Linked DNA regions of Mus musculus: region 1 is linked to region 2. Evidence: chromatin contacts called from ENCODE Hi-C or POLR2A ChIA-PET data. All regions are on one chromosome and are shown on one strand. The core of a region is the stretch at or near the end of the contact, and the rest is flanking DNA. Distances in the headings are between cores, read along the strand shown.

What was found. Hi-C counts contacts between places; a loop is a spot of excess contacts on that map. ChIA-PET counts read pairs that join two places held with the same protein, here RNA polymerase II (POLR2A).
Region 1: a loop to region 2 is called in a map of left cerebral cortex, with 2.9 times the contacts of the local background. The contact joins the enhancer-like site here to the promoter of Sestd1 in region 2. A Hi-C loop is called at or near these places in 4 of 37 maps with a recorded cell type or tissue (T-helper 1 cell and left cerebral cortex). POLR2A ChIA-PET finds 5 or more read pairs at or near these places in 2 of 5 experiments (both embryonic stem cell).

What each region holds. Positions count from the first base shown.
Region 1 is chr2:77,315,100-77,320,287 of GRCm38, forward strand. It overlaps Gm35317 (a long non-coding RNA gene), which reads right to left. Exons shown (of 4, transcript XR_866499.2): 4 at 4,622-5,122. Among named protein-coding and RNA genes, the nearest start is that of Gm35317, 6.2 kb to the right of the region's middle. Within about 2 kb of position 2,114, at least 2 of the 3 ENCODE cell types and tissues checked have a DNase peak (open chromatin) inside an H3K27ac peak, as active enhancers do.
Region 2 is chr2:77,279,166-77,284,308 of GRCm38, forward strand. It overlaps Sestd1 (SEC14 and spectrin domains 1), which reads right to left and starts at 1,427. Exons shown (of 18, transcript NM_175465.6): 1 at 1,390-1,427.

The sequences.
Region 1 (5,188 bases), core at 864-3,363, 37 kb after region 2:
ACTTTGAAGGCAGACTCAGATTGTGCAAGGCCAGCACATGGTCAGTGATTACTGAGTCCTGACTAAGGTTGATAGGGAAGTAGTCGAGCGTGGAACTTAGTTGGATAGTGCACGTTTACTCCCAAAGGGAAAAGCAACAGAAGCTGTCATCTCTGAGAGGAGAGCTTGGTGAAGGGTTAGCAAAGGAAGACCTTTCATGTTTTCCTTTTATGTGCTTAAAAAAAAAAAACCCTAAGTGGCCTGCTGTGCAGGGTTTATGAGAACATGATAGGACTGTTATCACAACTAGGTCTTGCCTTTCGTTAGACTTCCCACTAATTGGATGACCTTGGGCAAACCACTCAATTTTCTCATTGTAAAGTCCGAGAATTGGCTAAAGTGGGGTTCTTTTCAGATCTTTCTCAGGTTTAAAATGCTACGGTTTTACAAACGGAGTGAATTAGCAACTTTGTAATGGAATTCTTAGTTCTTTCCCCCTGATTCCAGATGAGTTTTTCTCTTTGGATGTTAAAAGGCTATTGCAGGGCTGGCGAGATGGCTCAGTGGTTAAGGGTGCTGACTGTTCTTCTGAAGGTCCTGAGTTCAATTCCCAGCAACCACATGGTGGCTCACAACCATCTGTAATGAGATCTGATGCCCTCATCTGGAGTCTCTGAAGACAGCTACAGTGTACTTACATATAATGAATAAATAAATCTAAAAAAAAAAAAAAAAAAAAAAAAAGGCTATTGCAGTTTCTCACAAGGAGATAATATCTCATGTAGGCACTGCAGTTCAGACCTAAACTTCTTGCCTGAAGTACTATAGAGAAGGAAGAATTCCTTCACCCTCCTGGCACACATTCTGTGCCACCCTCAAAGGCAAAATAACATGCACTTCTTCTGAGCTCTCCTAGATTCTAAGTTCTATATTTTATATTCCACATTCTATAGTCTACATTCCACATTCTGTGTTCCACATTCTACATTCCAATTCCATATTCTATTTTCTTCTAAATCATATATATATTCTATATTCTATGTTCTATATTCTCTATTCTTCTCTATTCTATATTGTATTATATATAGTCTATGTTCCATATTCCATATTCTAGGAGATAGAAATAGAATCCCCCACTAGGTGCCAAATACATTTGAGAAATTGCTGCAGTCTAGAGCCTTTCTTGGAGACAACCAATGTATTTGCTCTCCTGAAGGCTCAGAGAAGCCCCGCTGTGTGGAAATGCACTTACTGGCATTTTCCTAACCAAGAAGCATGGAAAGTGTGCTCCCCTGCACATGTGTTCGTGTTTGTGGCAGTGTGTTCCGATGGCACCAAACTGGGAAAGTCATTTTGAATGACCTCTCTGCTGTGTGGTTTAACTGTTGTCTCCATGAAATCTCTTGTACAGGTAGCCTGACCTAAGTTAGGACTGTCTCGCAGACGTCCTCGATGACAGTCTTTCCAATCCTGCCACTGTCTCTCCTAGCTCCCTTTCCTGTCTTACACTGCCTTGATATAAAAGTTGACTCATATGAGATTTATAAAGGCTATCTATATACCTAACCTTAGAAGATTTCCATTTTAAATCCTCTTTATAACATTATACAGCACATTTCTACAGATACGGCTTAGTTATAGAAAACCTCCATCTGGTCTAGTGGCCACTTAAGCTTCCCTGAAAAAAAATCATTATCTTAGAAATTGCTTACATTTTTTGTCCAGTCACACTTGAATCGTACCTCACTAGTAGAGAAATCTTTTGAAGGACAGAAGAACTTCTGCTCGGAGGACCCGTTGAACTCTGAGTGTGGCATGCCACTCTCTTGTCAGGAGCAAAAGCTAAAATAAACTCTGTAGAATGCCTCTCTCATGATTTATTGTTCCTACAAGCACTTCTCGCCTCTCCCAAGCACATCCCATCGAGTTAAGATGAGAGTTGAGGCCCCATACTGAACGATTACAAAGCTTCAGTTACTTGTCCTACTTTACAGGGATCTGCTTTTAAGGCAGGCACAGCACAGTGCTCTGATAGATGACGGTGCTGGACCATGCTCAGCATGACCAAAGACAGCTGCAACCATAGTTAGCATGAGGCTAACGGCTCTGACCTGACTGCAGAACCCTGTCTGTAAGCGCAAGCCAGCACTGGGGCTGTAGCCAACGGAGTTGACAGCTGTCTCCTCAGGAGCATTGCAGAACAATTTCAGTGAAGCAAAGTCAAGTTCATTTTGAAAATCCTCTGGTTTTCAATCTGAGGAGGCTGAGAAGCTGAATGTGGCTAATCTGAATGATGTCATAATAGTACAATTCAGGATTCAAATGAAACAATGGATTTGATGGGGCTTTGACATAAATACCAGTTAGACAGAAAGCAACGCATCGCTGTTTGGGGCATTGCTTTTCAAAGACAGACTCACTCTACAAAGAAATCTGCAGCTGTAAAATACATGAATAAAATAGACTGGTCAGAGTTTAAAAATAGAGTTATAAATATTTTAATATATTTGCCCTCAGGTCATTTCATGGGTATCATAAGTAAAATAAATTGAGTACTGGCATAATAATACGTAAGTTAATTGAATACAGTGTGTAACTCATAAGTCAATTCTATAAGAACTTTAAACAGGTTAAAGTCAGTAAAAGAAAGAAATAAAAAAATGAGAGAGAGAGATACAAAGATCATTGAATGGTATCATCGAACATATAGATAGACAAAAAAAAAATAATCATCTTGATATACCTTTTCAAGTAGTAATGGGTACATTGAATACAGAGTGCTTTTAGAACTAAATAAATGAATCAAGTTTAAGTAAAACATCAAATGATTATAAGTTGTTTATATACATTGTTACATATTTATGAGATGAAGTTGTAAGCAGTCATTAAAAATTATGGCTACAATGATTACCTAGTGATAAAAGATGATATTGTGCTAAGTGAAAAGGCTGAACTATAGCAAAATTCATAAGCCTATATACTTAAGATTAAGTTTAAATATGTGTGAAAAAAAACTTCTAAATAACAGTGTTTAAATAACAGTGTAAATAGAAGCTTATTTCTCTGTTAAGCATAAGTCCTTTTGGCCGTTCAGGGCTGGAACAGTAACAAAGCAGACAGTGTGCTTCAGTGTTGAATTCTGAAGGGACTCAATCTCAGAGATGACTCCAGAAACCGTTTTGGGCTTCAGGCATGAGGATAAACAGAGGTGAAGGGCAACGGCAAGTATGCACGTGTTGCATCTGAGGACTGATTCCCAGAGATGACACATGACCCTTCAGCTTGGATTCCTTTGAACTGAAACCAGCTAAGCAGCCACTTGTAGCTGCAATGGAAGCTAGGAATGTCAGACTCTCCGTCTCCTATCATGCAATCTTTTATGCAGCTCACAATCTGAGCCTTATCACCACAAAAAGGAGAAATCTTGATGGCAAGCAAAAGTTATTGTTTGCCAACCTTTTACAACTATATAATAAAACCAAGAGAGGGCTGAGGAGATGGGTCAGTGTGTAAAGCATTGGCCTTGCAAACACAAGGACTGGAGGTCTGTTTATGTGCTCTACTACTGCGTTTTTACATCTTTGTTCAACAGGAAAATGGGTTTATAGTTTTCTTATTGTGTACTTATCTTGTTTGTGTACTGTGATGGCTATTCTTGGTTGTCAATTTGACTACATTTGGAATTAACTAAAACCATAAAATAGAGAGCATTCCTGCAAGGGATTTCTGCTTAATTTGAAGTGGGAAGATCTACTTTGGATCTAGACCTTTGAGGTAGGAAGACACACTTTTAATGTGGATCTTTAGCTCAGATCTAATCTGAAGGACACCTTCTGCTGGAAGCCTGCATACACGGGAGAAGGAAGCCTTTGCTCTTTGCCTTCACTCTCACTGGCAAGTCCACTCCTTCACTGGCATTAGAGCCTTCTTCCTTGGGATCTGAGCAGATACTGAATACCAGCTGAGACATCAAGCCTTGTAGACTGAGCAACTACTGGATTCTGGGATTTCCTTTCATAGTCAGCTGTTATTACATCATCTGGTCTTACTGGGTATATATATATATATATACCCAGTAAGACCACACCTACTCCAAATAGGCCACACCCACTTCAAATAGGCCATACCTCCTAATAGTGCCACTCCCTGGGCCAAACATATTCAAACCACCACAGTAGTCAAAGGATTATTTGGAGGACGTATAGTAACCTAGCCTTTTTGTATTTTTTGCGGTGCTGCCATTGCAATTTGTGCATCTGTTGATTTGGATCGCCCTTCCAGTTTTATTTGGAAGTCTTCACAATGAGCAGCCTACTCGTGAGGACTCAACCCACTCAAAAGTACCACTCAAAACAAGAAGACAGATTGCTCTCCTAACACCACCAAGCCAACCTAGTTAGAGAAACACATTAAAATTAAATAAATTCCACAAACACATCGCCAATACTTATACACCAGAAACTGGCAAAATTAACATACACTGTTACATGAAGTTAAAAATTATTCAGATTTAATGAAAAACAGCAAATGAGTGAGATTACAGAAGAGGTAAGGGAAAGAGAGGAAGTAGGGTTAATAAAATAATAAAAGGAAAAGAAGAAACAGATTGTTATTTTAAAGGGAAAAAAAGAAGAAAGCCAGGTGGTGGTAGGACATGCCTCTAATCCCAGCACTTAGGAGGTAGAGACAAGCACATCTCCTGGTCTACAGAGCAAGGTCCAGAAGGTCCAAGGTTCCACAAAGAAAGCTTGTCTCAAAAAACCAGAAGCAAAGGGAAGGAGAGTGTGATAAGAAAAAAAAAAAAAGAACAAAAAAGAAAGAAATACTTCCCTATTGTGAAAAAATAAGGAAAAATTTATAGCTGGGATATAAAAGCATATAAAATCTTTAAATAAGGCACAGTCAAATACTATTCAAAGTTCAGTATGACGAGAAAAATGGGGAATAAGGGAGCAAAACCGAGAGAGAAGAGGTGGAGGGGGAAGAAGGGCAAGGAGGAGGCAAGCAGATGAAGTATTAGAACAGCTTAGCCCTTAAACATTTGGGTCTCCTAGCAGTGGGCCGTTGTCAGGGTCTGCTGAACTTGTAGACGCTTGCCTTTCCTGTGATGAATTCTGACGTTGGTCCAAACAGCGTTCATTCTCTGCAAGGCAAAACTTATTTTGTTATTTTAGTTCACAGGGAAGTCCTGGGGCAGGTATTGTATCAA
Region 2 (5,143 bases), core at 177-2,676:
TCTTTCTGTCCTTGTATGTTCTGCAATCTGCTTCCATCACTGCATCCTAATCTCTTCCATGGACCAAGGCTCATTCACAGTGGTTAAAATGCAGGTAAACTTTAAAAGCATAGAGTAGGGCCAATGTTTAAGGTTAAATTGATCTGGGATGTCTGAATACATATTTAGCAAAATGATTTCCTGGAATTGGGGATATAAAAACAATCAATAGAGATGTGCAAATGCTTAGTAATTCCTTTGGAGTTTTGTTGTCGTCATTGTTACAGGGTAAAGGCAGCCACCAAGTTCTGTCCACAAAAAAGTATTATGTATAAAGGCTTCCTGGTTCTAGAACAAAGAAAGTATTTTATTGCCTAAAGCAAAGGGAAGATATTTTCCTTCTATTTAGTATTGTTATACTAAAATAGCATACCAATGAAACCAGCTAGGTGTGACAAGTCCCAAGGTTTGTAAACAAAGATAACTGTTCTTTATTGTGATTTCTTCCTTGATAGGGGTAAATCCACCCCCCTAAAAAAAATAAAATAAAATTGATTCAACCAAAGAAAACCACAGGGATTTTCCAACATGGGGGGTGGGTACCCTGAATGACAATGTTAATGTGAGAGATTGTCAAACTGCTGGCAGGCATGGTGGGTTATGCTGGATACAGACAAAACCTAAAGACAGCTAGGACCTGTCAAACAGCAGCTGTCTAGTTATTCCCACAGCAGAATTCCCAACTTCTCTGGGTGAGGGCCATGTGTGAGAAGGTGTCAAAGCCTGGAGAGTCAAGGGGTCGTCAGTGTCTGTATGCCCAGCCACAGACAGGGTGAATCCCACCATCCCCTCCAGAGCCGGGCATACTGAGACTGTCCTTCTTTCTAAGGGACACTAGATATCTCAGGTCCCCGCACCCTGGCCAAGTATCTCCGGCCTCCCTTTGTGGCCCTCTGTGACTGGAGGGCTGTGACCCGCCCGCAGGCCCCGGAGAAGCCGAGCCCTACGGCAACCCCGGAGCTCCGGCCCTGCAGCCCGCGTCCCGCACCGGCAGCTACCGGCACACACAAAGGAGCGGGCCGGGATGCGGGGGCGCGGGGGCTTGCCTGGGATGCTCGCACGCGGGGAGGGAGTGGAACCCCATGAATCCAGGCTGACACTCAAACCTGTTGCTGGATTCGGGGCCCAGGGACCCCGCCAGGGCGCGGGCGCAACGGGTGCGGGCCGAGGCCGAGGCGGCGGGAGCGGGGAGGGCCCGCGGGGCTCGCACCTCGGGCGCTTTGTCTGCGGCGGGCGCGGACCAGCCGGCGGCGTAGCAGGGTGGGGGAACCGCCGCCGCCCTCCCGCCCGCGCCACGCGCGTCCCTGTCCCGCGCGGCCTGCGCCCCCCGCCCCGCGCGGCCGCACTCACCTGGCTGGCGCGGGCCGGGCTGGCGGGCGTTGGGGACGACGCGGGGACGCCGGCGCGGCGGGCGGAGAGCTGGGCGAGGCGGGAGGGAGGCGGGCCGGGGGCGGAGCGGCCCGGGCGGCGGGCCCGCGGCAAATCGCTGCCCGGCCCTCCGTGCGTCAGGCTGGGGGGCGGCGGCGCGGGTGGCCCGGCCACCTCCCGGCACCCGCGGCCTGGCCCTGTCCGCGCGACCTCGCGTGCGCCCGTGGCGGCCGCGCGGAGACCCCGCCCGGCGCGGAAGGGGGCGGGGCACTTGGGATTGACGTCCTGTGGTCCCCACCCCGTAGAGCTTGACCGCGTGGGTGGTGGAAGCTACCCGGGCCGGGGGTCAGGAAGTGTGGCTGGAGTGGTCCTAACACTCTTTTATTTGTTTTCTCCTGCTTCACCCATCTCCCACTTCCATAGTCTCTAAGGTCTCCCCTAGTGTAGAAACCCCTGTGTGCTGGGATGCCTGTGGTACCATGCACACAGGGTTGGAAACTGGAGGGGCAAAAGCTGGTTGGGATTCCAGACTTTTGTTTGACTCTGGGGATCTTTCTATTGGATGATCCAAAATTCACAAACGGGGCTTTCTGACGATGACTACCTCAGTATCCTCTTTTATTATTTTATTGCACAAGTCACTTTTAGGTCATTTCCTGAATTCAGTTCAAAAGAGTCATCCGCACAAAACCACAATGGCCACATGGTCGCTATGCCTGGTCTTCCATAGGATGCACAAGGCCACCCCAGTATAACCCAGTTTCGTTAACAATCTCTCTCCATTCCAAATAAGCACCCAACTTTCTCTGTTTAAGCTGCTTGGCTGAAAATAGAAGAGCAATTTCTTCCTGTTAATTCTGGGTGACAAATCTGTGTCTATTGCTACTACTTGGTCAAAGAAATCCTACTGTTAGCCACTCTTGAGAGCCATGGCTTTCTAGATTCACTTCTGCTTGAGTTCCATGTAACTGCCAACCCTCCCCCGGCCCCCAATCGAAGCCCAGCGTGCCTCTTCTGTATCTAAAAACCCTCATAGGTTGTGTATGTAGACTAGAATCCGCAGTAGACTCCACAACCTCTTCACCTGCTGTTCTATCTTCTGCCACATCCACACACCACACAGATTCCACAGGCTCTGAGGCTATGCTTCCATAGCTCCTCCCACTTGAAATCCATCCCTTGCATAGCCAGATGAACTCCTACCATCCCCAAAGACAGCTCATGACTTCTTCCTAGTACTGGCTCACAGGCCAGCCTCATCCCACACACCATAAACTAGACACTCTGTCCTCTCTACTTTCATAGAACCTTTGAGTTCCTGTGATTATCTTTACTACTTTCTTTCTTTGGTGGTCTTTTCTTCCTGGACCGTGTGATCCTTAAAAGAACAGAGATTTGACCTTGCTCATTTTGGGTTCCCCAGGGCATAGTACAGTGCTCAACACAAGGAAAGTTCTCTTTAACTGTTGAGATTAGGTCGTTATCTATCCAACAAAAAGTGTCTGTCTTCAAAGAGGAGGATCTACAACAAACTTGACACCCTACTGTGATTTTTCCTCCCTCTGCCCCGTGGGATTCTCTGCTTATCATGTTAAAACCCGTGTTTTCTCCGCTCACATTCTTCGCTTATCCAAATAACACAAGTGCATGCCTAAGGATCCTCTCCAGTAATTTTCAACACCATCTGACTTTTGTGTGTACTTTCTACTTACCCATGGGTCCCTCGGAGTGTCACTCAGTCACCTGATAAGAATCAAGAGGAACTAACAAAACAAATGAAAAACACTGGAGTATGGATTCACAGAAATGAGGGTGTTGCGCCTCCCAGGAGCTGACAGAGGGAACTCAGCTCCATCTTTTCAGCTGAGTAGGCCCCACAGCCAGAGTTCCATGTAAGCATTTGTAGAATTGTGTGTGTACGTGTGTGTGTGTGTGTGTGTGTGTGTGTGTATGAGACATGTACGAGAGAGAGAGAGAGAGAGAGAGAGAGAGAGAGAGAGAGAGAGAGAGAGAGAGAGAGAGAGTCATATCCTTGCAAAACACGTATCTATCACTTGCTTGAGCCTCAAGGGCCATTCCTCACTCTACAGTAGCATTTTCTCTTTAAGGTCCCGCTGCCGGCTCTGTGGAACTGAACTGTGTGTCTCTATGAACTCAGATGGTAGATAATGATATTGGTAGAAACATCACCTGTTTTAAATTATAAGTAGAGTGGGGAGCTACTAGATCTATAATTTCCTAGCTCTGTGACCTTGGACAAGCACCAATTCTATCAGTATGACTACCCTAAAAGGGAATGATAATAACAATGTTTGTACTATATGCTATCCTGACAAAATATGAAACAAAGTATATTAAGTTGTCCACAAATTTGAACCTAGAGCTACAATTGGTTTCTGAGCACAGAACATCCAGGCTCTTCTGCGTGTAGCTTTGGGAACGTCTGACAACAGCAGTCACAGTATGTTCCCTCTTCTGTGTGCCCTTTGCTCGAAGTCCACCCACCTTCTCCATCTAGTTGGTGCCTCTTAAGTTGTGCCCAGGAACGGAATCTCCAATTCCCGCTGTGAATGATAGCATCTCAAAACCAGTCTTGATACATCACGAACGGTTTCCTTCCTCTTAAGCTACCCATACCTATCAAGGTATCGTCGACTAAAAACAAACAAAATTATCCCCAAATCTTATTTCAGTTTTTACCACAGAGACATGGTGGTTAAAAGCATACCTTCCCCAAACTGCGTTTTGCAGCTCTGAAGAGATCTTTACATTTGTGCCTCTTAAATATCATTTTAGATGCTCTGCACTAAGAGACCCCGCAGCTCCATTGCAATGTGCAAGGAGACAGACATTCAAGGTTAGAGACAAACATTCTGAATGATACTTTAAGTGAAATGTTTCTAAATTCTATGTTTTCCCATACAATTTCCCATGGGCTTTTTAAGGCCACGTTTAGATTTTACTTTAAATGATGTGAATCCATTTAAAAGAAAACACTCATCTTGTTTTTTGGTTGTTTTTTGTTTGTTTGTTTGTTTTTTCTAACAAATTAATATCAGAAACCACTCTTTAGGGGCATGTTCCATACCTGGTATGTTTGGGCCTCTGGCAAATTTGCCGTGGTAAGGTAAATGAGTCTTGTTAATGCCTTTTACAGGCGCTTCGGAGCACTGGGCACTTTGCAGAACACCCCTTTTATCCCCAGCACTAAAACCTGGCTTCCTGGAGAAGTTATGATTTCCATAACCCTTGCTAAAGGGGTGTCCCCAGAAAGGATTCTTGGGCTATGTGTGTGGTCTCTAACTGTTACTGATCTCTACTGGGTGTGATGAGCAGGCAGGTCACACTGTTTTTAAAAAATGACTTGGGGGGGGGGGAATTTCAGGCCAAAAATGTTGCTCAAATCAAGCAACCAAGAACTAAGGTCATCCACATGTGACTAAGGAGAGAACACGCTTTCTGCGCGCATTCAGTCATCTGCCCAGATATTTATTAGGTACTCGCTTTGCCTTAGATGCAAGTCAGTTCAGACAGGGTGCAGGCTCAAGGAAACCTTTGCTTTTTGGATTATGTATTCCAGTGTGCGTGGGGGGAACAGACTTATGATAAGCGCAGTACATAGGAAAAGCACATGACACATCAGAAGACTGTGCATGCTGGAGAAAAAAAATGTAGCAAACAAAAAGTACAGAGAGTGGAGTACATTTTGTTAGCAACTGTCCTGGGGAAGTCTAGG